Regions from separate parts of the Homo sapiens genome. Here region 2 is linked to region 1. A link is a loop called in an ENCODE intact Hi-C map of the cell type or tissue named here. Cell type or tissue: B cell. All regions are shown on one strand. Links, peaks and the distances in the headings refer to the core of each region. The heading gives the core; the rest is flanking DNA. Region 1 has its middle 38 kb from the start of IQSEC1. Region 2 overlaps IQSEC1 (IQ motif and Sec7 domain ArfGEF 1).

Region 1 (11,840 bases), core at 5,099-9,098:
CTCTGCCTCCCGGGTTCATGCGATTCCCCTGCCTCAGGCTCCCTGGTAGCACGCCACCACGCCCGGTTAATTTTTCGTATTTTTAGTAGAGACGGGGTTTCACCATGTTGGCCAGGATGATCTCGATCTCCTGACCTCGTGATCCGCCCGCCTCCGCCTCCCAAAGTGCTGGGATTACAGTCGTGAGCCACTGCATCTGGCCGTTTTTTTTTTTTTTCTAATGACCTGTTAGGTGGTATCTCATTGTGGTTTTGATTTGCTTTCTCTGATGACTGGTGATGTTGAACATCATCTCATGTGCCTATGGGCCATTTGTGTATCTTTTTTGTAGAAAGGTCTATTCATGATTTAATCGAGTTGCTTATCTTTTGGTTGTTGAGTTGTGACACTTCTTTATATCCTCTGGATACTAGATCCTTATCAGATATGTGATTTGCAAATATTTCCCATTCTTGGAATTGTCTTTCCACTTTTCTTCATAGTGTTCTTTAAATCACAAAAGTTTTTAGTTTTGATGAAGCCCAATTTATCCATTTTTTCATTTGTCGCCTATGCCTGTGGTGCCATCTAAGAAATCATTGCCAAATCCGATGTCATGAGGATTTACCACTGTGTTTTCTTCTGTGGGTTTTATTGTCCTAGCTCTTACACTTAGGTCTTTGGCCCATTGGGAGTCAGTTTTTTTGTTTGTTTATTTGTTTTTGTTTTTGTTTTTTTGAGACAGGACCTCACTCTGTTGCCACTACCACCTGGCTAATTTTTGTATTTTTAGTAGAGACGGTTTCACCATGTTGGCCAGGCTGGTCTTGAACTCCTGATCTCAAACGATCCACCCACCTTGGCCTCCCGAAGTGCTGAGATTACAGGCGTGAGGCACTGCGCCCGGCCGGGAGTCAGCTTTTGTGTATAGTGTCATGGAAGGGTCCAGCTTCATTCTTTTGCATCTTTTGCATGTGGATGTGCAGTTATCACAGCACCATTTGGTGAAGAGACTGTCCTTTCCCCATTGTATGTTCTTGGCACCCTGCTGAAAATCATTTGACTGTATATGCGAGGGTTTATTTCTGGGCTCTCTATTCTAGTCTGTCTGTTTTGGTAAGTTGGGTTTTATTAAAACACAGCCACACCCATTCATTTATATATTGTCTGTGGCTGCTTTCTAGAGAGAATGGGCAGAGTCAGAGTAGTTGTGACAGAGAACATCAGGATCGCAAAGCCAGAAACACCATCTGGCCCCCACATATAGCTCCTACCTGCACGGCCCCATCGGCTGCCCCTGGGCCCTGAGTTTCCCGCAGCCAGCACCTGGCCTGGCACACAGGCACCTAGTCAGCACTGGAGTGACTGCCCTCAGGGAGCTGGGAGGACTTCCACGCGCCTCTGCCTGGCTCACCCTCCAGGGATAAAGTAGCAACAAGGTTAAAGTCCTATGGGACCCTTCTTCATTGCCTGAGGGATCCTAAGGGACCCTTCTTTCCTGCTGATTTGGCTGAAGGAAAAACTGAGGGGGCGTAATTGCAGGGAATTGGTTAAACTTTCATAGCATTCTGGGGGCTCCCTGATGCTTCCGATGCTAACCTTTTGGTTGCTGGAGAATGGGAAGGTGGGGAGCAGGTCCAGGCAGGTAGCCATGCAGTGGGAGGGGTCCACTGGGGGCTCAGGGCCAAAGGAGAGAGTGTTTTTCTGTTCAAGGGTAGATATGGAGTAGGCATCTGCCCTCAGTAACAGTGCCTAGCTCGCCTGTGAAATGGGCTAGCGTGCATTCAGCGCCCGGAGAGGGTCTGGTGAGTGCCCACTTCAGGCGCCCAGCCTTGGGCCTGCCAGGGCCAGAGACAAGTGACAGGGGCCAGAACGTTCTGACAGCCTGAGCCCAGGTGCCAGTGTGTGCCCCTCTCGAGTGACTCTGCAGTGAGACAACGTATTCTTGTTCCTGCTCTACTAGTGAGGAAATAGGGCAAGAGGTGGGAAGACTCATCCATGGCCACCATGGTAAAGTGCAAGGCTAAATCAGGGGGCTCATGCAGACCAGCAGCACCAGGACTTTGCTAAGAGGGCCAGGCTGAGGGAATGGGGACAGGAACACCTGTCAAGAGACATCATGGGGGCCCAGACCCCAGAGGGACACAGCAACTCAGTACCACTTCTGGCCAGGCCCTCATCCTGAAACTGAGCTCCTCAGAGCACCTGGCCAGGCAGGACGCCCCAGAGTGAGAGGGGAGAGGACTTGGCTAGAGGAACGGGGGAGGGAAGCGGGGGAAATGAGCTCCAGATGGGGGAAAGGGATGCATTAAATCAGGCCAGGACCAGGTAGGGAAGAGCCAGACTCCCTGGGCGTTACATTGCTCACTCAGCCATGGCGCTCCTCAGCTCACAACCCATCTGTGGCTCCCTGTGGCCGCTAGAAGGAAATCCACATTCCATGGCTCTACATTCAAGGCCGCACCTGAGCTTCCAGCCCCCACAGCCCCCCTGCCCGGCACCTCCAGGGCCTCCCCACACTGCCCAGCCTGGGGCTTCCTGCTTGTCCTGCCTCACTCACCCACGCAGGCTGCTCAGCCTCTCCTGAACCGTGCATGGGCCCTACCGGCTCCCGCACTGGCTGAAATGCCACCTCCTCTCCAAATCTTCACAGTGCTTGGCTCTTCTCTTTGGCACCCGTCACCCATCGTCCTTCCAAGGTCACATATTTGTAATTCTTTTTTTTTTTTTTTTTTGAGACGATGTCTCACTCTGTCACCCAGGCTGGAGTGCAGTGACGTGATCTTGGTCCACTGCGACCTCCACTTTCTGTGTTCAAGTGATTCTCCTGCCTCAGCCTCCTGAGTAGCTGGGATTACGGGCACCCACCACCATGCCAGGCTAATTTTTTGTATTTTTAGTAGAGACAGGGTTTCACCATGTTGCCCAGGCCGATATTGAACTCCTGGCCTCAGGTGATCCACCTGCCTCTGCCTCCCAAATTGTTGGGATTACAGGCATGAGCCACTGCACCTGGCATATATTTTTTTATTTTAAAAAATGTCAGACCCAGGGAAAATTTGAAATAACAACACAATAAATACCTATACAGACTTTTCCTGGGTCCCCCACCTGTTAACATCTTCTGTGGCCAGTCCTTCTCTCCCTGTGGGAACATTCACCTGTGTCCCCCTTTTGCCCACCTGCAGGCCATGAGTGCCGTGACACCCCACCTGTAATTCTTGGGCATATATCCCCTGAGAACAGGGACACTGTCCTAGAGAGCCACACCCGAGAAAAACACCACCAATTCTGTATCCCCACCCGCATCCTGCAGGTGTAATCAGCAGCACATGCGTGGGTTCTCCTTCAGACTCATTCAAGCCAAAATGAGGCTGAAGTCACTTCTGGCCCAGCCTGGCCCCTCAGCACAGGTGTCTGCTGTCATGTCTGGAGCATTTCCTTCCAGAATCTTCTGTGCATTTGCATCAACAGTGTGTGCACACGCTAAGCCTACTGTATCCCATGTAAGCTTTCTTTTCTCGTGAACAGAGTCTCATCGTATGTGGAGACTTCTGCAGTTGGCTCTGTGCTCCCAGCACGTTTTGACATGAGTCATTTGGTGACCTGCAACTTAGCAAAGGCACTGTAGCACATTTTAGCCAGTCCGCCATGGATGGCCATCGGGGTGCTTCCACTGTTTCGCTTTCACCAACAGCTAGGCACACGTGTGAACAGTTCCGTGTTGTAGCCACCAAGACGGGATGGCCTGGCCAGAGTGCGGGCACACTCCTGTCGTTTGAGTAGCCCCTGCCATGCGGCCCACGCTGGGGGCTGCCCTGGTGACCGTTCTCGACAGTGTAGGAGGCTCTTGGCCCCTCACACCATCACCACTGCCTCACATTCCCACCGCCGCATGCACTTCTCCTCCCCTCCCAGAGGGTGGAGGCCTCGTCTTCTCTCCGCGCCCCACCTCCCTATGCCCAGGGCAGTGCCCACCCCAGGAAACAGTCCTGAGGGGCGGCAGGTGCAGGCTTCTTGCTGTGTGCCAAGCTCTCCTCTAGGTGCTGCACTGCTGCAACTTCCCTCATCTTCACACAGCACCCTGGGTGGGCAAGCGTCATCCCCACTTCACAGATGCACAGGCTGAGGCCCAGAGAGGTCAAGGGGCTGGCCAATATCACACAGCAGTAAGGGGTGAGCAGATTGGCCTCAGGGCCTATGTGTTTACCTGCTGCCTCTTCCATATTGAACCCACCCTGGTCCCCAGCTTCAGCATCAATCAGCCCTTCCTGACTAGCACTTTTTTTTGCCTCCCCCAGACCAAGGCAAAGGGGCAGCCGACCAAGATTCACATCCCTCTCTCTGCTTCCCCCAAGCTGTGTGACCTCAGCTGATTACTTGCCCTCTCTGGGCTTCTGTCTCCTCACTGTAAGGCAGCTAGTGGCAGCCCACACCTGCCACACCAGGCATGCAGCAGGAGCCTGGAAAGAGCAGCAGCTCCCAGAGCAGCTCTAGGCGTGTCTGCTTGCGACCCGGTGACTGATGCTCACAGTGAGTTTATGATGCGCCAGCCGCTTTTTAATCACAGCAGAATGAAATTTGGCACATTCAGAACTGATTCATGTGACAGCATTGTCTCATGTCTCACCAGGCTCTCCCTGGCCTGGCCTCAGTGACGACGTGAACCTCAGTGGTGGCTTCCACTCGTGGGAGCCTCCAGAGTCATTCAGGCTTCCTCCTCCGTGTGTCACCTGGGCCCTGTGGTCAGGCCTGTGTGGCCAGGTCAGGGGAGGGGCATAGGGGCAGGTGGGCCTGCTCGCCCCCGTACCCAAAGCTGCAGGCCAGCAGGCAGCTCCCTGGCCCTGCAGCCCACACTCTGCTGCGGGACCACCTGGCCCACTGTCTGTGCGAGGCTCCTGCCGCATCCACCATGGCAGGTGCTCAGAGGTGCCTGGGGGCCAGCACGCAGTGCCCTCCCTGGGAAGCCCTCCCTGACCACCCTAGACAGACTGTCCTCTTCCTGGCTCTCAGGGCTGGGCAGAGCTTTTTCCGGACGTCTCTTTGTTGATTGGTTGTCAGTCCCTCTCACTGAGAGTGAGCGCCACCTCCCATGCAGCACTGCACATGTGCCGGGGACTCTTCCGGACTGTTGGCAGGTGTTACCAGTCTTGCCTCCCTTTTCAGAGGGAGAGGTCGGGGAATTGCCCAAGGTCACCCAGCTGGTTTGGCTGGGCTGGCTAGTGACCTCCGCGCTTGCTGCCCTGTCCACTGCAGAGCTCCAGCATGGGAGTCCTTCCAGGCACCTGCCGTGGTGAATGTTGAACTTAGAGCAGGGGCCAGGAGGAAGCCGCTAACTCCCTCTGTGTGTTTGCATTAGGGTTACAGATGTCAGGAATGGCTCCAGGGGAGGTGACAGTTCAGGTGCCTTGGAGGCTGAGTAGGAGTCCAGCTGGGAGATGGAAGGCAGGGCAGCCCACCAGGGGAACAGCGTGTGCAAAGCGGGCAAGTGCAGGGAACAGCAATGAGGGTGCAGGGGCTGGGGCAAGGAGAGGAGATGGGAGGGCTGTCCAGGGCAATGGCAGGGGATGCTGTAGAAAACAAAATCACCCAGTGTATTAGTCTGCTGGGAGTCCTATAATAATCTACTGGAGACTTGTGGGGGCTTAAACTACGGGAATATATTTCTCAGTTCTGGAGGCTGAAAGTCCAAGATCAAGGTCAGGTTGCTGGTGGATTGGGTTCCTGGCGAGTGCCTTTTTCCTGGTTCACAGACGGCTGCCTTCTCGCTGTGTCCTCACATGGCAGAGAGAGGGAAGTTTGATGCCTCTTTTTCTTCTTATGAGGACACTGATATCATCATGGGGACTCTACTCCCATGACCTCATCTCAGCGTAATCACCTCCCAAAGGCCCCACCCCCAAATACTGTCACATTGGGGGTTAGGGCTTCAGCATATGAATTCTAAAGGAACACAAACATTCAGTCCCTAACACTCAGCTCTCAATTAGAAGGAGTTTAGCCCAGGGGTCAGGTGCTTACCCGCAGTGGGAAGTTTGCAGGTACAGACTCTTGGAGGGCCTCCAGGAACAATCCCAGAATAGCCCTGCAGAACTGGCCTGGCCAGCGAGCTGCAGCCTCGGCCCCATCAGGAAGGTGGGGTCAGGAGGCTGTCAGTCTAAGGATGAGAAAGCCACCAGCAGCCCCTCACCACCCACGAGGCTGCCAAGGTAGCAGAGCAGTAGCCTCACCTCACTTAGGCATTACAGCTCTCTCTAATGAGAAGCAGGAAGGAGCCAAGCTAGTGGGGTGTGGTGAGCCCTGGGCACACTGGGGAGGTGGGCTGAGGATCAGAAAACGTAAGTCAGGACAGAACTCTCCTCCCAGACTCAGCTGTATGGTACCTGGGAAATGCAGTGTTTTGCTCTCCAGCCTCTGCAGGGCAGGAGCTGTGCTGGGGCAGTGGGCATGAGCACTCTCTGGCGCACTTTGCTGGGTGGCAGGGGCCCTGGCCGTTCCTCTTAGTTTCTCACCCACTTTCTGAACTCTCATCTTCATGCTCCTCCAACCACCCTGTTTTTTCTTATGGGGGTGACAGCTGGTGCGGTAATTCCCCCCAGGCATCGTCATTGTTTACTGCTGAGCTGGCTGTCTGTTTCCTGGGTAAGCTCTTTAAGACAGGGTTCATTTACTTCGGCCCTTTAATTGGTGTCCCGACTCACCCAGTGTAAATCTCCACACCCGTGACAGGAAGTGCAGAGCATAAATCTCAGGCGGCTGAGGCTGGGGAAGCTGGCTCTTGCAGATGCTCAGCAGCCTGGAAAGCCCCTGTGTCCCCAAGGTAGCAGGCAGGGCTTTTGTGTTCAAGAAGGCCAGAGTGAGATGTCAGGCTCAGGTGGTAAGGGGTGTGGTGGGTGTGCAGAATCAGGCCTGTGGAAGACAGAGTCAGGACAGTTTGGTTGAAACGAAGTCTCGCTCTGTTGCCAGGCTGGAGTGCAATGGCGCGATCTCGGCTCGCTGCAACCTCGGCCTCCCGGGTTCAAACGATTCTCCTGCCTCAGCCTCCCAAGTAGTTGGGATTACAGGCATGCACCACCACGCCTAGCTAATCTTTGTATTTTTAGTAGAGACGGGATTTCACCATGTTGGCTAAGGTGGTCTCGATCTCCTGACCTCGTGATCCTCCCGCCTTGGCCTCCCAAAGTGCTGGGATTTCAGGTGTGAGCCACCGCGCCCGGCCGGGTTTCTTTAACTACAAAATGTTTCAGGCCTACGGAAAATAAAAATGATAGCCTAATACTGCTATAACACCTCCTATATGCCCGGCACCATTCTAAGCACTTCATAAACAAAAACGAATTTAATCCAGCCGGGTACCGTGGCTCACGCCTGTAATCCCAGCACTTTGGGGGGCCAAGGCAGGCAGATTGCCTGAGGTCAGGAGTTCGAGACCAGCCTGGCCAACATGGGAAACCTTCTCTCTACTAAAAATACAAAAACTAGCCGGGTGTGGTGGTGCCCATCTGTAATCTCAGCTACTGGGGAGGCTGAGGCAGGAGAATCGCTTGAACCTGGGAGGTGGAGGTTACAGTGAGCCGAGATCACGCCACTGCACTCAAGCCTGAGCGACAGCTAGACTCCGTCTCAAAAAAAAAAAAAAAAAAGAATTTATCCCTTGTAACAGCCTGTATTAGGCCATTCTTGCACCGCTATAAAGAAATTCCTGAGACTGGGTAATTTATTTAAAAAAAAAAAAAGGTTTAATCAGCTCATGGTTCTGCAGGCTATACGGGAAGCATGGTGGCATCTGCTCAGCTTCTAGGGAGGCCTCAGGGAGCTTCCACTCATGGTGGAAGGTGAAGGAAGAGAAAGGGCAGGGGAGGAGAGGGGAGCAGGAGAGAGAGAGGAGGGTCACACACCTCTAAATGACCGGATCTTGCCAGAACTCACTATCAGGAAGACAGCATCAAGCATGAGGGATCCACCCGTATGACCCAAACACCACCCAGCAGGCCCCACCTCCAGCATTGGGGATGACATTTCAACATGAGATTTGGGTGGGGACAAATATCACAGCCTCTGGGGGCAGGTGCAGTTTCTTTAAGCAGTTTTGGACCCGGGGAGTGGCAGAGCTTGGATATGAGCTCAGGTTACCTGATCGAGGGCTCTGTCTATCCACACACTCACCACCCAGATTGGCTGGTATTTGTATTTCACCTTATTTCCTTCATCTCTCTTCTTTTAAGAAAGAAAAAGAAGAAGAAAAAAGAGTGGTGGGAGAATGGGAGGGAGGAGGGGGGCCTCGGCTGCTCATAGCTTCCCCACCCTCCCCCAGGTGGACCGTCCTTATGTCACAGCCTCCACCTTCACCATGCAGCATTGCGCATGCCAGTCCCTCGGTAATGCCTGTACACCACCCCGCGATTCCCCAGTGAGAGTCATTCTGCCCACGCTCTGGCCATCCCCTTCCATGTTGGTGGTTGGAGGCCACTGGAGCTGCCTCTGGGAGCTGTTTGGACGCATGCATCCATGGCCAGGCCCCAGGACGCATTGACCATGTGATGCCTGAACTTGTAGAGGCCACACTGTCTCTGACTGATGTCCTGTCCACTGTTTACCGCATTTGCCTTCAAGACGTTTCACTCGGGGGCCATGACCTGCAGGTCCCCCTACCCCATCTCCAGCAGAGGGGCTGTGTGATCCACAGGCTTCTGTTTTATTTGTGAGATTTACACACATTCTCTCAGATGATGCTTATCTGGTTGCGACTTACCCTTTTTGATTCACTGATGTGTTTTTAAGTTTTGTCCATGCTAAGCAGACCCAAATGGCAAACACACAGGAGCAATGAGGTTGCTGCTGGGTTTTCTACCCTGGAGCCACTCAGCTCAGGATTCCAAACTCAGAGGGATGAGTTTGTCCACCCAGGGCCTTGGCTGACTTGCCCACCAAGTCTAGCTCACAATGTAGGGGGGTGTTTCGTCAAAAGGAGAATCTTGGCAAGAGGAAACATGAGTGCTATGTGGCTAAAAAAAAAAATAGAATGTGCATGCCCATTGCCGCTGGTGGAGATACAAATGGGACGTGGTGTCTGGAAGGCAGTGCAGGCGCTTGCACTGAGAGCCCCAAAAATGGCCACATGTTTCCACCCATAATTCTGCTTCTTGAAATGTTCCTGAAGGAAATCCACTAGATAAAAATAAGAAAATGCCTCACCACACTGCTTTATGATCACAAAATGTTAGCAATAACAAAACTTAGGGATTCCATGTCATGATTTATATTACAGCCACATGTGTGGGTATAAGGGCGTTGTTAGAAATTAGGGTTTTAAAAAATGAGGGGAAAGAATGTTTGTGAAATAATGGTCAGTGAACAAAGTGGAAGGCAAAGCTAAAAACTCTATAGCGTGGACATCAATTACGGAAAAACAATCCCCTGGGGAAATTCGCAGAAAGGTAGACTGGTGGGTTCCAGGCGGTGGGGTTATGAGTGATTCTTTTTTTTCCTTTATGCTTTTTTATAATTTTTTTGTTTGCTAGGTGTAAATAGCCATAAGATACGAGTGGCAGCATGCGGGGCTGCTCCCCGGCGCCCTCTGGGCTGGAGTCCGGAGCTCACTCAGGCCATGGCTGGCCAGGCTGGTGTGCAGCAGGCATGAGCTCAGCAAGTGCCCTGGGGAGGGAGCAGGCCGCTGGGCGTTCCGGACATGTATGGCTGGCCTGATTTTGAAGCAAGGACCGCATCACCGTGTCTGTGCCCACTGGGGCTTAACTGGATCATGAGACCCAGCGGCCCAGGGGCGGGATTCTGCTGGTCAATTGAGTGGTCCCCACCAGGGTCTCGGGCCTAGGGAAATGGGGCCCACTGGGAAGAGGTTATAGACCACCATGATGCCAGTAGAAATTATACCTGTTGTTGTATTTTGGGTTCCAACTTGGTGCTGAGCAAAGCCTCTTCTTGGAATGTGTATGATGAAACCAGCCTTGGTTGAAATCTGAAATCTGCCACTTACCAGCTCTGTGGCCTTGGGCAAGTGACTTAACCGCTCTGAGCCTGTTTCTCCATGTGTAATATGGAGATGACACTTGCCAGAACTGGTACTGGAAAGATTAAACATCTCGGAAGCATCTAACACTGCGTGCTGTATAGTAGGCACTTAATTAACTATAGCAACCGCAGGGGGCATGGTCCTGTTGGCAATGGCCGCTGCCTTAACTTGCCTGAATAATTTATAGAGGATCTAGACCTCAAAGCTTGTAAGTAGGAAAGGGCTTTGTTTTTCTCTAGCCTCTGCCCTGACCATCTGTGCATGGGTCTTCTGGTTTCAGGAATACCTCTTGTGCAGATCCTACAGTCTATAGACATCTCTCGGGAGTGGATGGAGGCCCCCAGGTTTCTGTCCCTGGTGGTCACCAGAGCCACTCTGTGCCTTCTCCACATCAAAAAGGACACGGGCCATGAGATACGGCCAGGGTTCTGCCAGCTTTGTGGTGTCTCACAAGTTCACTGTTACTTTTCCTTGGCATTTCATGATGATTTAAGCCATTCTAGAAAACCACCCAAGTCTTTTACTATTTTCATCATTCCCACAAAATCTGCACAGTTGGTTAACTTTAATGGGCCGTGGAGCTGGCATGTGGTGTCTCTTCTCAAACAGTCTTAAAATGATGTATTTTGGATAGAAAAATGTATGTTAACGATTTTAAGGTCATAAACTCCAAAGAGATGATATCTTCCAAAAACAATCGTCCACCCAGGATGTTTGCTCAGTTGCTCACTTTATAAGCATGTTTTGAGTGTGTACTCAGGGTTCAGCCCTGCACTAACCCATGGAGCCGCAGGAGGAGGGCAGTGCCCATTCATTGATTCATGCACTATTTATTATTCATCCACTCAATGTGGATCAGCCTTGTTCTGTGGAGAGGCAGTGCTGCCTAAGGGTTAAGGGCAGGGAGCTCTGACACCAGATGGCCTAAGTTTAAGTCTTCTCTGTCTCCTACTCCTATGTGATTCGGGGCATGTCACTTGGCCTCAGGTTCCCTCATCTGTACAATTTCATGGGCTTGGCCTCAGGATTACATGAGATAAAGAGCTTAGAACCACACCTGACATATAGCAAGTGCTCGGAACAGAGACTCTGATTACCCCAGGTCTCAAGCTGAGTCCCCAAATAAGAAGGGGACTCCAGGGTCCTGGGTCCCAAGGAGCTGCCAAGCAGGCAGTGGCTGAGGCCTGGGGGAGGTAGAGAGTCACAATGGAGTGTGGGCAGTGGGAGCCCAGGAAGGTGCTGGGGAGGGGAGGGGAAACGGGGAGGCTTCCTGGAGAAGTCTAGTTTCATGGGTTGAGCTTTCCCAGGCTGAGATTATGGAAGGCTTCTGGGCAGTAGCTGGATATGGATTCCTCTCTCTGTTCAGAATGCAGAGGAAGCAGGCAGCCTGGGAAGCTGGGGGGCTCTGCTCCACAGAGTCACCCAGGAACCCAGGCTCCCTCTATTGGTGGCTCCACCTCCATCATAGCGCTCCTCTAACCAGGAAGGAACCAGCCCAGGGCTGCCGGATTTTCTCAGCTATGGAGAGAAGACAAAGCCCAGCGTTTCGCCTGAAATCTTCTATTTGCCAGTGCTAGTAGGTGATAACATGATCACATTTAAAAATCATTTTAATTTTAAGCCACATGCTGCAGGCCAGCCATCCCTTAGGGGTGGAGGCTGATTTGCCACCTCCCCACATGGAGAGGGGACAGAGGGTGTGACTCAGATGCTGCACACATCCCCATGGCCAGAATTCAGTCTCATGGCTACTCTTCACGAGGAGGGAGGCTGGGAAATGCAGTCTTTCACTGGTCAGTCATGGGCCCTGCTGAGGCTAGAGGAGGGAGAA
Region 2 (11,840 bases), core at 3,308-7,307, 62 kb after region 1:
CACCTAGACCCCGCCCTGAGGCCTGGATCCAGGTGTTCCTTCCAGAAAGCACAGGGTGTTCTGGAATAATTCTTACAGCAGCGAATGGGTTCTTTTAAAACGGACAGAACTGTCTAAGCTTGGAAGGCTCGAGGGGATTCACTGGTTCTGCATTAGGTTTGGGAGCTTCTGAAGCAGAAGGTACACATAGATGCTCCAGCAAGGATGACGTGCAGGTGGCAGAGAAGCTCATGGAAGGATGGGTCGCAGCATCCCCAACAGGGAAACAAGGTTAAAACCACAGCCAGTCCCCTCTCTTCCTTTCTCCATCATCGTGGTGTGTGCTTGAGTCCGCTTCTCGCCATGTCTTCTCACAAGACTTTCAGGAGTAAGCGATTCCTGGCCAAGAAAATAAAGCAAAATCGTCCCATTCCCCCGTGGATTCGGATGAAAACTGGTAATAAAATCAGGCACAACTCCAAAAGGAGACATTGGAGAAGAACCAAGCTGGGTCTATAAAGAATTGCACATGAGATGGCACACATATTGATGCTGTCTCAAGGTCACAATCATGTTGCCGTATCAAGCAGAAAATGTCACCACTATCTGGAGAGTTGGACATGTTTTATTGGGAATATATTTTTCTCTCTGAATATGTTATGAACGCGTTGGTTGGCTGGGTTCAGTAATAAATATGTGAGACCTTTCATTTAAAAAAAAAAACAGACATGGCACCACGTACGTCTGTCTGAATGGCTAACATAGAAAGGGACAACGTGAAATGCCAGGAGGGCTGTGGGGAAACTGGATCACTCACCCGTTGCTGGTGGGAGTGTGAGATGGCACAGCCATGCTGAAAAACAGTTTGGCAGTTTCTTTTAAAACTCATCATACACACACCATACGACCTACCATCTGGGCTCTTGGGCATTTCTTCCAGAGAATGAAGACTGGCGTCTACACAAACACCGGTCCAAGAACACTTGCGGCAGTCCTAGTCATAACAGCCCCCAAACTGGAAACTGCCCAGATGCCCTCAGCGGATGAATGGTTAAATACACTGTCCCAGCCACGCCGGGGAGCACTGCTCAGCAGAGAGGCAGAGCGGACCCTCCACGCCGAAGAGTGGCTGAATGCAGAGGGCATGGGGCTGAGTGCAGAAAGCCGGTCTTAAAAAGTGGCACACTGGATGATTCCATTTGTGTGGCACTTGAGAGATGAAAATATGATGGGGATGGAGAAGAGATAGGCAGTTGCCAGGGATAAGGGCTGGTGGGAAGAGGTGAGGGGGCTACAGAGGGTGCCCGGAGAGCCTGGTGAGGAGACGGTCCTGTGCTGTATCATCATGCTGGCCACACACAGCTAGGTGAGAGGGAACCATGTGGACACACAGGCATGTGTAACTGGTGAAGTCCCCATAGGCCCAGTGGGCTGTGGCTTTCCTAGCATTGATGGTGTACTGCAGGTGTGCAAGATATTATCTCTGGAAAAGGCTAGGGGAGGGGCACACAGGATCTTGTACCTTTTGTTTGGAACTTTCTGTACATCTATGGTTATTTCAAAATAAACAGTTTTTTTTTTTAAGCCCTAGGCGCAGGAACTTGGTCTGCATTAGGGCCCAAGCGTCCATATTTCTTAAAAGCACCCCAGGGTGTTTACCCTACAACCAGGATAGAAACACTGACCACTTCCTCATTTAGCAGAGGGAAACTGAGGCAGGGAGGGAGGTTTCCAAGACCACGCAAGTGCTGTGCAAGAAAGGGGATGACCACCAGTTCCAGCTGAGCCTGAGGCCTGAGCTTCTGTTGCTCCAGGCTGGTGCTGGAGACTGAACGTGAGGCAGACGGTTTGGTTTTTGTCTTCGTGTAAATTGATACTGAATTATTATATATGTACAGAAAAGTGCACAATTCATCAGCGTATGGCTTGTAGAATTGCCACAAACTGAACACACTCATGTAACCAGCACCTGACCTCAGAACAGACCCCACCCCAAGATCCCTGCCCCTGCCCCTGCCAGTCACAGTCACAGCCCATTCCCTGGGGCTGCTCTCCTGACTTTGTGCAGCACAGAGCAGCACTTTTTCCTGCTCTTGAACTTTGCTTCAATGGTCGGGTGCTGTTTAGAAGCAGTGCCAGGGTGTAGGCCTGGGGCAACCAGTTGGTTCTGAAAAGGAAAAGGAAGCAGCCTCCCCAGGAGGCTGTGAAGTGGGACTGGGGACAGAGGAGGAGGGGCCTCACTCAGCATGGCTGGAATGGGCTGCTTGTCTCTGAGCCAGAGGTGAAGGATGGAGGAGGGGCTGGAGCCCTGCCTAGCTGACTGGCAGCTCTGTGTCCATGAGCCTGGACCAGGGTCCTCCAAAGATCCTGGGGGTGAAGCAGGGGAAGCGATGCAGCTCTAGCAGGTGGACAGAACTCTGGACTTGGGGCTGGCAAACCTTCAGGGAAACTGGGTGCCACTGAGCTCGTTGCTGCACCTCTCTGAGCCCCAGTGCCCTCATACATAAAATGAGACTCATATATTCATATATATAACAAATATCTATTAATATAGAGTTAATGTGTTAAAAAATATGTGTGCATGTTAACATAATATATTTTATTTGTATTTTGTTGGTATCACACATTAATATATGTAATATAATACAATATAAGGTATATTGAATATCATGCAAATCTTTTGAGTCCTGTCCTAGTCAGAGCTAGCTTTTATGGAATGCCGACTCTGTTCTTGGCACTGTTTTAAGCCTTTTAAATGTATTAACCTGTTTAATCTTCCCAAAACATTACAGATGAAAAAGCTAAAATGGGGCACAGAGAGGTTAGTTAACTTGCCCAAGGGCACTCAGCTAGTAGGTGGCATAGCTGGGATTTGAACCCTGGCCCTCTTGGCTCTAGAACTCATGTGTTAACCTTTAAGCTCTTACGTCTCAACATACACTAGTCTATGTAATGATAATAATGATGTATCTCAAATATGCATGCAATGGCGTTTTCTGGTTTGCAAAGCCCTTTTACTTTATGGGCACTATCTCATTTCTCAACAGCTCTGGGAGGTGGGCGCTGTTATTGCTATCCCCGGGGCACACACAAGTTGGGGTTGGTTCCAAATTCAGGACTGCTGGGCTGAGGGTTCTCTCTGGGGACCCTGTGCACCCTCACTCTGGGCCTTTTTTGCTGGGGCCTGTTCCTGGCCTGTGCACTGCTGTGCTGAGTGATGAAAAAGGACGGCAGGGAGAACAAGGCCTCAGTCTTGGCTGGACAAGGCTGCAGACAACTTGGACCCAACAAGGCAGTTGACAGAGGGAGGGTCTCCATTCAGAGCCAGTCCTAGCTATACTGTCTTGGAGGGGTGGGGCACCGAGGCAGCTGGTGGGAGGAACTGCTGAGTGTTCCAGGCCACTGAGGATTTCTGGGGCGGGGGGTGGGGGTGCAGGTACACAGGTGGGGAGAAGTGGAGAGGGCAGGCAGGGGCCACTGCCTGCTGTGGGGTTCAGCACTGGGCCACAGCAGGCCTGCAAGGGCACATTGCATCCACCTGACAGTTTCCCGTCTTCACATGCAGACTTCAGCGACCGTACTGTCTGGTTGGAGAGAGAGTATTGCACACAGCTCAATTCCTTGGACCCATGTACCACAGCATGTAGGGTGTGACCGTACCTCTGTTGCATAGCTCAATGAGTTAATACCTGTGAAGTGTTAACACTCCTGCCACTCAGAAACTGCTCAAAAAATATTTGCTATTATTAGGAAAGTGAGAGAGAGGAGAAGAAAGAAAGGAAAGGAGGGAAACAGGAAAGGAAGAAGGAAGAAAGGAGTCCGCTGAGGGAGGGTGCAAGGTAGACAGAGAAAGGGGTTGACATTTGAGCAGGGTTTTGAAGGGCGATTAGGAGTTTGCGTCTGGATAAGGAGGCAGGGAATGGAATGGTGTTCCGTGTGTGGGGTCTCCGTGAGCCATACCTTCAGCCTCTGTGAAGTGGGAGCATGATTCCATGTACCTCATAAGGTTAATGCAAGGGTCGGATGAAGTGTGTGGGAAGAACACAGCCTGAGGTGGGCTCCCTGCAGTAGGTGAAGATATTGCTAGTTTGTCATGATGTGGCCAGAGTGAGATCAGAGCTGGGGAGTTGAATCTCTATGGCTGTGGCAGGGCAGCCCTGGGCCTGGGAACAGTGGGCTCTGCCTGTGGGGCCCAGGAACCTGGCACCATTTTGCAGTATTTTCGTCGCATCGTATCGGTATCATCTCATGTGGCTCGTGTGCAGCTGAGCGGCCAGGCTGGGGGATGGAGGGCTGGGTCCTCTTGTCCAGATCCAGGACTCCCTGAAGGCCAAAATTCCTCACCATGCCCAGTGTGGGTTCTGGCACTGGAAGGCAGGGAAGGCCTGCTTGCCACCCCGCTAGCTCTCCCTCCTATAAAACCTGTTGCCCATCCCAGATTGGGCACAGGACTGTGACCAGTCCAGGAAGTGAGCTCACAGCGTCTTGGCACCACCCCTCATGTCTTCTTTTCTTCATGAGCTTTGGCAAGGCATGGCTGCCACACAGGTAGAGCTGCTGAGCCAACAGAGTGTGGCCCTGGGTGGGTTCTGGCTCAAGGGGAGAGGGGTGCCACCTGGGGCCTCTTCTGCTGGGGCTGGAGAAGAAGGAGGCATTGTGCTGTGGATGGGAGTCCCTAAGGGATGGCGTGTGGAGCAGGGCCTGGCATTGGGGATTCGAATCTGCTGAACATAGGATCTACCAGCGGCCACAATGGCAGCTAGACAGGAAGTAGCGGAATCACAGGCCAGCATGGGACACGGGAAGGAAGGTCAGCCTCCTTCCAGGGGTGTGTCCAGCAGGGCTCTTGTATGAGAGCAAGTAGGGAAACGGAGGCTAAAGCTGGGACGACCCATGGCAGGCACCCAGCTTGGGCCCAGAATGTCAAACCCCACTGTGGCCAAACATAGGCCCAGGCTTGGCCTGTGCCCTGGACTTCTAAGGCCTCAGGTGGGGAGAAGTGTGTGAGGCAGCGATGGGGGGTGTGGGTGCCCCATGCCGGAAGGCAGGTGGCATTGGAGAAGAGGGTATTCCAAGGGCATGGTCTCTAGGGATGAGTTCTGTGTCATAGCTGATGCTCCCCAGGTGGGCAGGTACAGGCAGTGTTGTGGGGATGGGGCCCCCCAGCCTCCAGGAAAGCATCACTCCACGCCCTGAAGACACAGAATGTGAGGTGTGCTGCCAGGCAGAGCAGACAAGAGACAGTCCTTTCAGATGCATTCGTTGCCCCTGTGAGAGATCTGCTTTTCCTACTCCCATTTTACACATGAGGAAACTGAGGCACAGAGAGGTGAGGGGACAGGCACCAAGTCTATGGCTAGTCATGGGTGGAGGTGGGATGTGATCCTAGTTGGGCTGGCTCCAGGCCCACACCCCATAGCACAGACCGAACTTGGTCAAAGGCAGGAGGCAGGACCCAGGCTCCTGGGCCCAGATCCAGAGCTGGACGCCGAGTCTCTGGGCAGGAAATCAGGGCTCCAGGGCCCCTGGGCTGCCGGCATGGAGGCTGGGTGGGCCCAAACCCATGGGTCTGCTGAGATTCCTGGTGCAGGGCTCTTTGGGGAAGGAGCATGGTGGCTCAGGTCAAACATACCCGAGGTTAAGTCTGGGTCCAGCCAGAGAGGACCTTTAACCCTGCCCACTGCGCTTCCTCTCCTTGAGCCTCAGTTTCCCCATCTGAACAGGGGGCAGTGGGACTTGACATTGCCATGGGGTAGAGACAAGGCAGCTTCTCAGTTGAGCCAGCAGGGGGAAAGAAAGCACATGGTTTCTTGCATGTGGGGCAGACGCTCTTCCCAGGGCTGCTCAGTTGCCCCAGGACCTGTCCTGGGACCACCTGCTGGGGCCTGAGTGGACATGGCCCCCAAGGGGTTTGCTGTGTGTGTGGGACCATAAGTAACCCTGTCTCGCTTTTGCCACCTCAGGAGCTCCCTGGACACCGGAAGCAGCCTCTCCACTGACCGCTACAGGTACTGTCTTGCCGTCCACCCCAGCCTGCCCCAGGATCTCCTTAGGTCCTCACTGCCCATCTGCACCCAGAGGCAGGCCTCCAAGAGCCCTTTGGGGGAAATTAGCTCCACCATTTGGCCCTGAAATTCCCCCAAGGGCCAGAGGTACTACTGATATGTCCCCTGAGAGCTTCTACAGCTTGGAGTGGTTTCCCCTCAAATCAAGGTCCCCCCAAAGACCAGGACTGCAGTCGAAGTTCTGCCCCCAAAGACCAGAGCTCAGCTGAAGGCCCCTCGGAGGATCAGGCTGCAGCTGATAGTTCTTCCGAGATCCAAGGCTGGTGGGTCTCCCAAGGACCAGCCTGCAGCCGGCAGTTCCCATGACGACCAAGGCTGCAGCCCAGGGGAGAAGCCTGTTGGTTTCTATTGGTGTGCAGCTGCGCTTGGTGGGAGCTGGGGTGTCTGAGGGTCTCTGCTTCCGTGTGCTTTGTATCTTGATGTCTTCCAAAAAGAGCATTTTCTGTTTTCACACACACAAAAAAATACTGGAGACTGCGCTTAGAGGAAAGCTCCCTTGATTGGAAGCCAGCAGATCCTTGTTCCAGTCTCGTGGGCAAGAAAGACAAGTGACAGGCAGACTGTCCTGGCAGTGGAGGTGGCTTAGAGGGCTGTGTTCGGTGCATCGATGTGAATTGGGGAGGAGGGGACATCTGTGCTGCGTTGTAGAGGTGACTAGAGGTTGACTGGTTCCCTGTTTGGAGGGTGGGAGACAAGTGGTCCCGGAAGGGAGCACCCTGTGTAAGGACCTGTGGAGGGTGGATGTGGCCGGGCCATGGAGAGGGAGGAGGGGAGTTGGGGGAGGTTTGGGAGGGAGCTTCGTCCTGCTAAAGAGCTTGGCTTCTGGGAGAGGGGGTTTTTGAACAAGCCCAAAAAGAGACTCACAAGGTCGTAGGCCCTGTCCCTGGAGACAGCAACCAAGGGCTGGGCCCCACGTGTCAGGGTTGCAGCAGATGCTATACAGGAAGGAGATGTCAGAGCGACCGACTCTGAAACTCTGGGCTGCAGGGAGCGAGGGGGTGGCCATCTGGGCCCTGCTTCCCTGAGCCAGCTAGGGACTGGCAGCCCCGCCGCGTGCGCTCCTGGAGGACACAGCCAAGTGGTACACACGTGTACACACATGAGCGACACGCTCACGCAGTCACCTGATCCTCTGCACGGACACTCCACAGTCACACCCACATATCATCATAACAGTACTTCCTTTGCTTTGTGAAAGCTGACAGCCCTTATGGCCCAGCGAGTCAGGGCTATTGTTAGCCCACTCCACAGACGTCACCTGCTCAGGATTCGAGACTGCGGGGGCAGAGCCGGGATTTGAACATTTGGGTATCCTGGTGTGAATACTGCCCAACACCGTAGCACACTCCCTGCCCTCATACTAGTAGTTCCTCATATGCCCATTGCATAATCTCACACGCACACACGTATACACACAGACTCCAGAACATTCCCACACCCAGTTCTTCCTGTAGTCAAATGCTAGCATTGTCACTTTTGCACATGGGTGAACACACAGCCCCCATTTTGACACATATGTGCTTGCGGGCTCACACTGGTACACACACTCTCACCCCTGATGGGATGGCTCAGGGTGCCAGCAGGCGTGTGGGTTCCTGTGTCAGGGTGGCCCCAGGGAAGGAGGCTGAGGAGGCTCCTGTAGGGGCTGAGCCTGGCCTCTGCACCACCCACCCATGCCACGGGCGCCACTGCAGCTCCATCTGAATTGTCCACTCCGCCGGCCAGTCAGTCAGGTGCCCTGCTCGAGGCCAGCCCAGGAAAGTTCTGGTATGCAGGGAGTGTGGATGGGGCTCTTTGTTCTAGGATGTGTGGGGGCCTAGCAGGTTCCGTGCTCCTGCCCACTTGGGTCTCACTGCACAGCCCTCCATCGGATGGAGCCACACTTGACCTCAGAGCCAATGCCCCAGTGCCTCACTCCCTGGAGGACAGAGCAGGGATCAGAGCGGAGGCCGTAGGAGCCCCTCAGCTCTGCTGTTTCCCCGCCTGCATTCAGCCACATTTCCTGAGCACCTGCGGGTGTCGGGCACTCAGGATCCCTCGTTGAGCAGTCCTGCTGCCTTCACAGAGCATCTGTGGCAGGCAGGAGCACAGGCAGCAAGCAGAAAAAGAAACTGGTTTTTAACATAACGTGTCAAGTGGTGACAAGAGCTATGGAGAAAATAAATCCAGGTGAAGGGAATAGACAGAGATGGGAGGGTGGCCAGGGAAGGCCTCTGGGCCTGGAAGCACAGGAGGGGTGAGGAGCATCCCAACAGTCTGGTGGGAACAGCGGTGCAGAGGCCCTGGGGTGGAGCATGCCTGGAGGAGTGGCCAGGAGGCAGATGCTAAGTGGGGCCTGCCCCATCCTGCCATCTTGCCTTGGCATGCGTCCTGACTCCCAACCCTCACAGCAGCCTCAGACACAGACAGGGCCAGGATCAATGTTCCCCTTTCACAGATGAGGGTACCTGAGACCAGAAGAGCATTGGTGCCAGGTCCAGGACTAGGGCCCAGGGCCCCCGCTGCTACCAGAACTCTGTGCCCTTTTTGTGCAGTGGAGGCACCAGCTCTGCTGCTGGGGGCAAGCTTCTGAGAATCCCAGCCTTCGGAGGTTCTGGAGGCCTGTGCACAGCCTAGGAATTCAGAAACAAAGGTCCCAGCCAGTAATTGCTGCCTTTCAAAGGCACAGCCGGCTTCCTCTGCCACAGGCGTGAGAGGGAAGCTAATGTCCTTCTCCAGGAGTGTGGGGGGGCGGGGGAGGAGTGGGCAGCACTTCAGGGCTGCTGGCCCCGCCTGTGCTACCTTGCCAAACAGGCTCATCACACTCGGCAGATCGCCTCTCCCCTGCCTGCCCCCAGTTATCAGCCCAAGTTGGGGTGTCTTGCGTCCAGCCTGGGTCCATTCCGATGACACTGGGTGTCCCCCTTTACCTCTGGCCTCGCACTCCCCGACTGTATTATAAGAGGCTTGGACCCAGCCATTTGGAAAGCTTTCCCTTTCCAGCCATCCAGGACGGGTACCTCCAAGGGAAAGTGACTACAGACAGGGTCTCCCAACCTTGGCACTACTGACATTTTGGGCAGGACCATTCTCTGGTGTGGGGGCTGTCCTGTGCATGGTAAGGTGTTTAGTGACATCTAAATGCCACTGGATGCTGGCACTCTCTCCCCATTTGTGACAACCAAAATTTCTCCAGATATTACCAGATGTCCCTGGGGGTGGGGGGATGACCCAGACGCCTCTGGTTGAGAACCATTGCTCTAGAAGCAGCATTTTTGCTAATGACACTGAGAAAATGCCACCTGAGGTGGGAGACTTTGTTCTTTGGCTTTGCATGGGGTGAGATCAGGCCTCTGGTTCCCAGCCTGGCCCTTGGAAGCTGAGCAGCCTTGCTAGAGGCACACAGAGCCTTGTCTTTTTTGTGGCACCAGCTCCCATCCGACCGCCTGGATGTCACCCCCCTGAGCAGCAGCTCCTGGACTCTGTGTGCACACCTCTGGGGATGGGGTCTTCTCTGTGCCTCTGTTTCCTCATCTGAGGGGGAGTGGGGAGGTAGCAAGACCTCCTCGTCTGAATGGAGTGTGACCACTGCTTTGCAAACGATGTCGGGTTGTGCAAACCTGGGCCCCAAAGCGGCCAGAGGGGGTGAGTGTGGTGCCTCTGAGAGCCTTTCACACACTATACAAGATCCTTCCTTCCTTCCACAAATGATTATCGAGGCTCCTCCAGTGGGCCGGCCCTTAAAAGAGATGTGGCCCCTGCCCTGGAGTCGTTGCTTGTAGTCAGGAGAAAGACAGTTAACAAGTAAACATGCAAAAGCAGGATCCTTTCAGAGGATGGGATGTCCCATGGAAAGAATCAGACAGGGTAGTGGCTGAAGGGGGCTGAGCTGCTATAGCTTAGACACGAGGGGTGCTGGAGTGGGACCTGACTGACGAGGAGGAGCGGAGCTGCAGGAAGTGCACCCGAGAGCAGACTGCATGGAACCAAAGGGTGTGCCGGATTCATGGGGGTGAGGGTGGCTACTGTATCTGGGACCCAGAGCCTCAGACTTTCAGGTGGCTAGTGTGTGGGAAATGGGCCATGGGAGGGTTGGAGCAGACGCCGGGACCAGCCAGATCCCAGGAGATACAAGGGGAGAGGTGAGGGTGGGCCAGGGACTCCTTTCCTATTGTCTGTGACTGCCAGGTCCCCTGGCCTGTGGGGCCACCCATTCTGCCTGGGGTCCCTCTGCCCAACAATGCGCCTGGTTGTCTGTGGCCCTGCAGCTCAGCCGCTCCCCTCCCTGGTTAGCGACAGGATTCCCCTGCCGGCAGCCAATGAGCGGCTGTCATAGCGGTTCCATTTTAGATTTTATCAATGTGTCCCCGTCGCCCAGGCAACGGCAGGCGCTGGGCGACCCTGTCAGTCTTCCTTCGCCTGCCTTTCAGAGCCCAGCTGCCCCCACCCCAAGCACCATGTGGCTACATGGTGAGTTTTCCCTCGCACAGGCCGAACAGGGATTCCGCCAAACGTAATTTATCTGGCAAAAGAGGCCAGTGTTTGCCTGTCATCTGGCCCCCTCCCTACCTGCTCTCCCTGGGTCTTCCTGGCCTCAGCCACTCTGGGCCAGCCAGGCGGGTGTAGGACTGTCCAGCCAGTGCCGGCCCCACCACCCGGAGCCCCAGGGCCTGGTTGGAAGAACAGACTTGCAGAGCCACCGTCAGGAGCCCTAGCATCCAGACCCCCCAGGATGATGGACTGGGGGCCCCCACAACTTGATACAGCCAGAGCTGCCTTGGTGTGTCCCAGGGACCCCCAGGGAAGCCCTCGGAGGCACCAGCTAACAGAGACAGCAGCAGCATGAGCCGGGCCAGGCGAGCTGCGTGAATGAGTTGCTAGGCTTTTGTGCTGGCTGCTCTTTGTATTGGAGGCGTGTACTGTACAAGCTGCGCCGGGCGGGCTGGGCCATGTGAGTGGGGGCCGCCGTGGCAGGGACCAGGGCGGGCCGAAGCAGCCGGTTCTCCACCTCCCACTAGCCCCTCTCCGTGTCTCCGCGGAGACGTTACCGTGGTCCAGCTGGAGACCAAAAGGTGAAAATGCTCAAGTTCAAGGCCTTTTGCCTGGATTACTGGCAGTTCCTGTGCCTACAGCCCCTGCATGGAGCCTACAAAAGGTAAGTCGACCCTCTGGGGAGAGCCTTGGCCACTAGGGCAATGGGACCTGGAGAGAAAGTTCGCCCTGATCCTGCCCGATTGCAGGGCTTCCTCCTCTTGGCGGAGGGTCCCCGTCACTGGCCAAGACCAGCAGCAGCGTTTGTCGTGGTTCACTTTGCAACTGGGCTTAACTATTCTTTCCTCTCCCTCTGGCCTGAAACTGGTAGAGTTTCTGCAGAGAAAGAGTCACCCTGGACTGCTCTGTGGCCAGGCACTGTGTTTCATTGTTCCTTGCTGCCGGGGTGAGCCCTAGGCAGGGAAGCTGCACCGGCCCGGGGTCCCCGGCCTGCTCTTTCCCGGTACACTTGCTCCGACCTCGTGGGCTGGATGACTCAAGGGTTGGCCTGCCTCCTCCCTAAGCACAAGTTTGGGGAGGCAGAGTTGGGGGTCCCCTGGTCAGGAGATCAGGAGCCCGAAGTTCAGTCCCTTTCCTGGCTGCGCGATCTTGGGCGAGTCACTTTCCCTCTTTAAGCCTGTTTCCCAACTGTAGGGATTCGGATTTGATGACATGGATTTGGGGACTGCTCCCTGAGGTGACAGGGGCTGCAGGCACCACAAGCCCGAATGTTCATACCTCCGGCAGGTTCTTCCGAGCGTGTGTGTTCTGTCCAGTGCACACCTT

Evidence for each region. Peaks named below come from ENCODE experiments on the same cell type or tissue, not always from the same donor. Only the 100,000 strongest peaks of a DNase experiment are listed, where the experiment ranks them.
Region 2: it touches region 1 in a loop (11-fold over the local background); 3 of 110 quality-filtered maps call a loop at or near these places.

What each region holds. Positions count from the first base shown.
Region 1 is chr3:13,105,667-13,117,506 of GRCh38, reverse strand. It overlaps a transcript of IQSEC1 not described here. Among named protein-coding and RNA genes, the nearest start is that of IQSEC1, 38 kb to the right of the region's middle. RefSeq lists an enhancer at 6,535-6,874. In B cell, for the core only: no CTCF peak of the experiment used is centred there; a DNase peak (open chromatin) is centred at 6,666; H3K4me3 peaks cover 1,162 bases; H3K27ac peaks cover 3,962 bases.
Region 2 is chr3:13,041,625-13,053,464 of GRCh38, reverse strand. The region is part of intron 1 of IQSEC1 (IQ motif and Sec7 domain ArfGEF 1); the gene reads left to right. It also overlaps the pseudogene RPL39P17. Among named protein-coding and RNA genes, the nearest start is that of IQSEC1, 26 kb to the left of the region's middle. RefSeq lists enhancers at 5,969-6,487, 6,843-7,262, 7,703-7,782, 11,127-11,722. In B cell, for the core only: a CTCF peak has its summit at 5,766 (motif pointing right); DNase peaks (open chromatin) are centred at 5,994, 6,114 and 7,034; H3K4me3 peaks cover 1,122 bases; H3K27ac peaks cover 2,820 bases.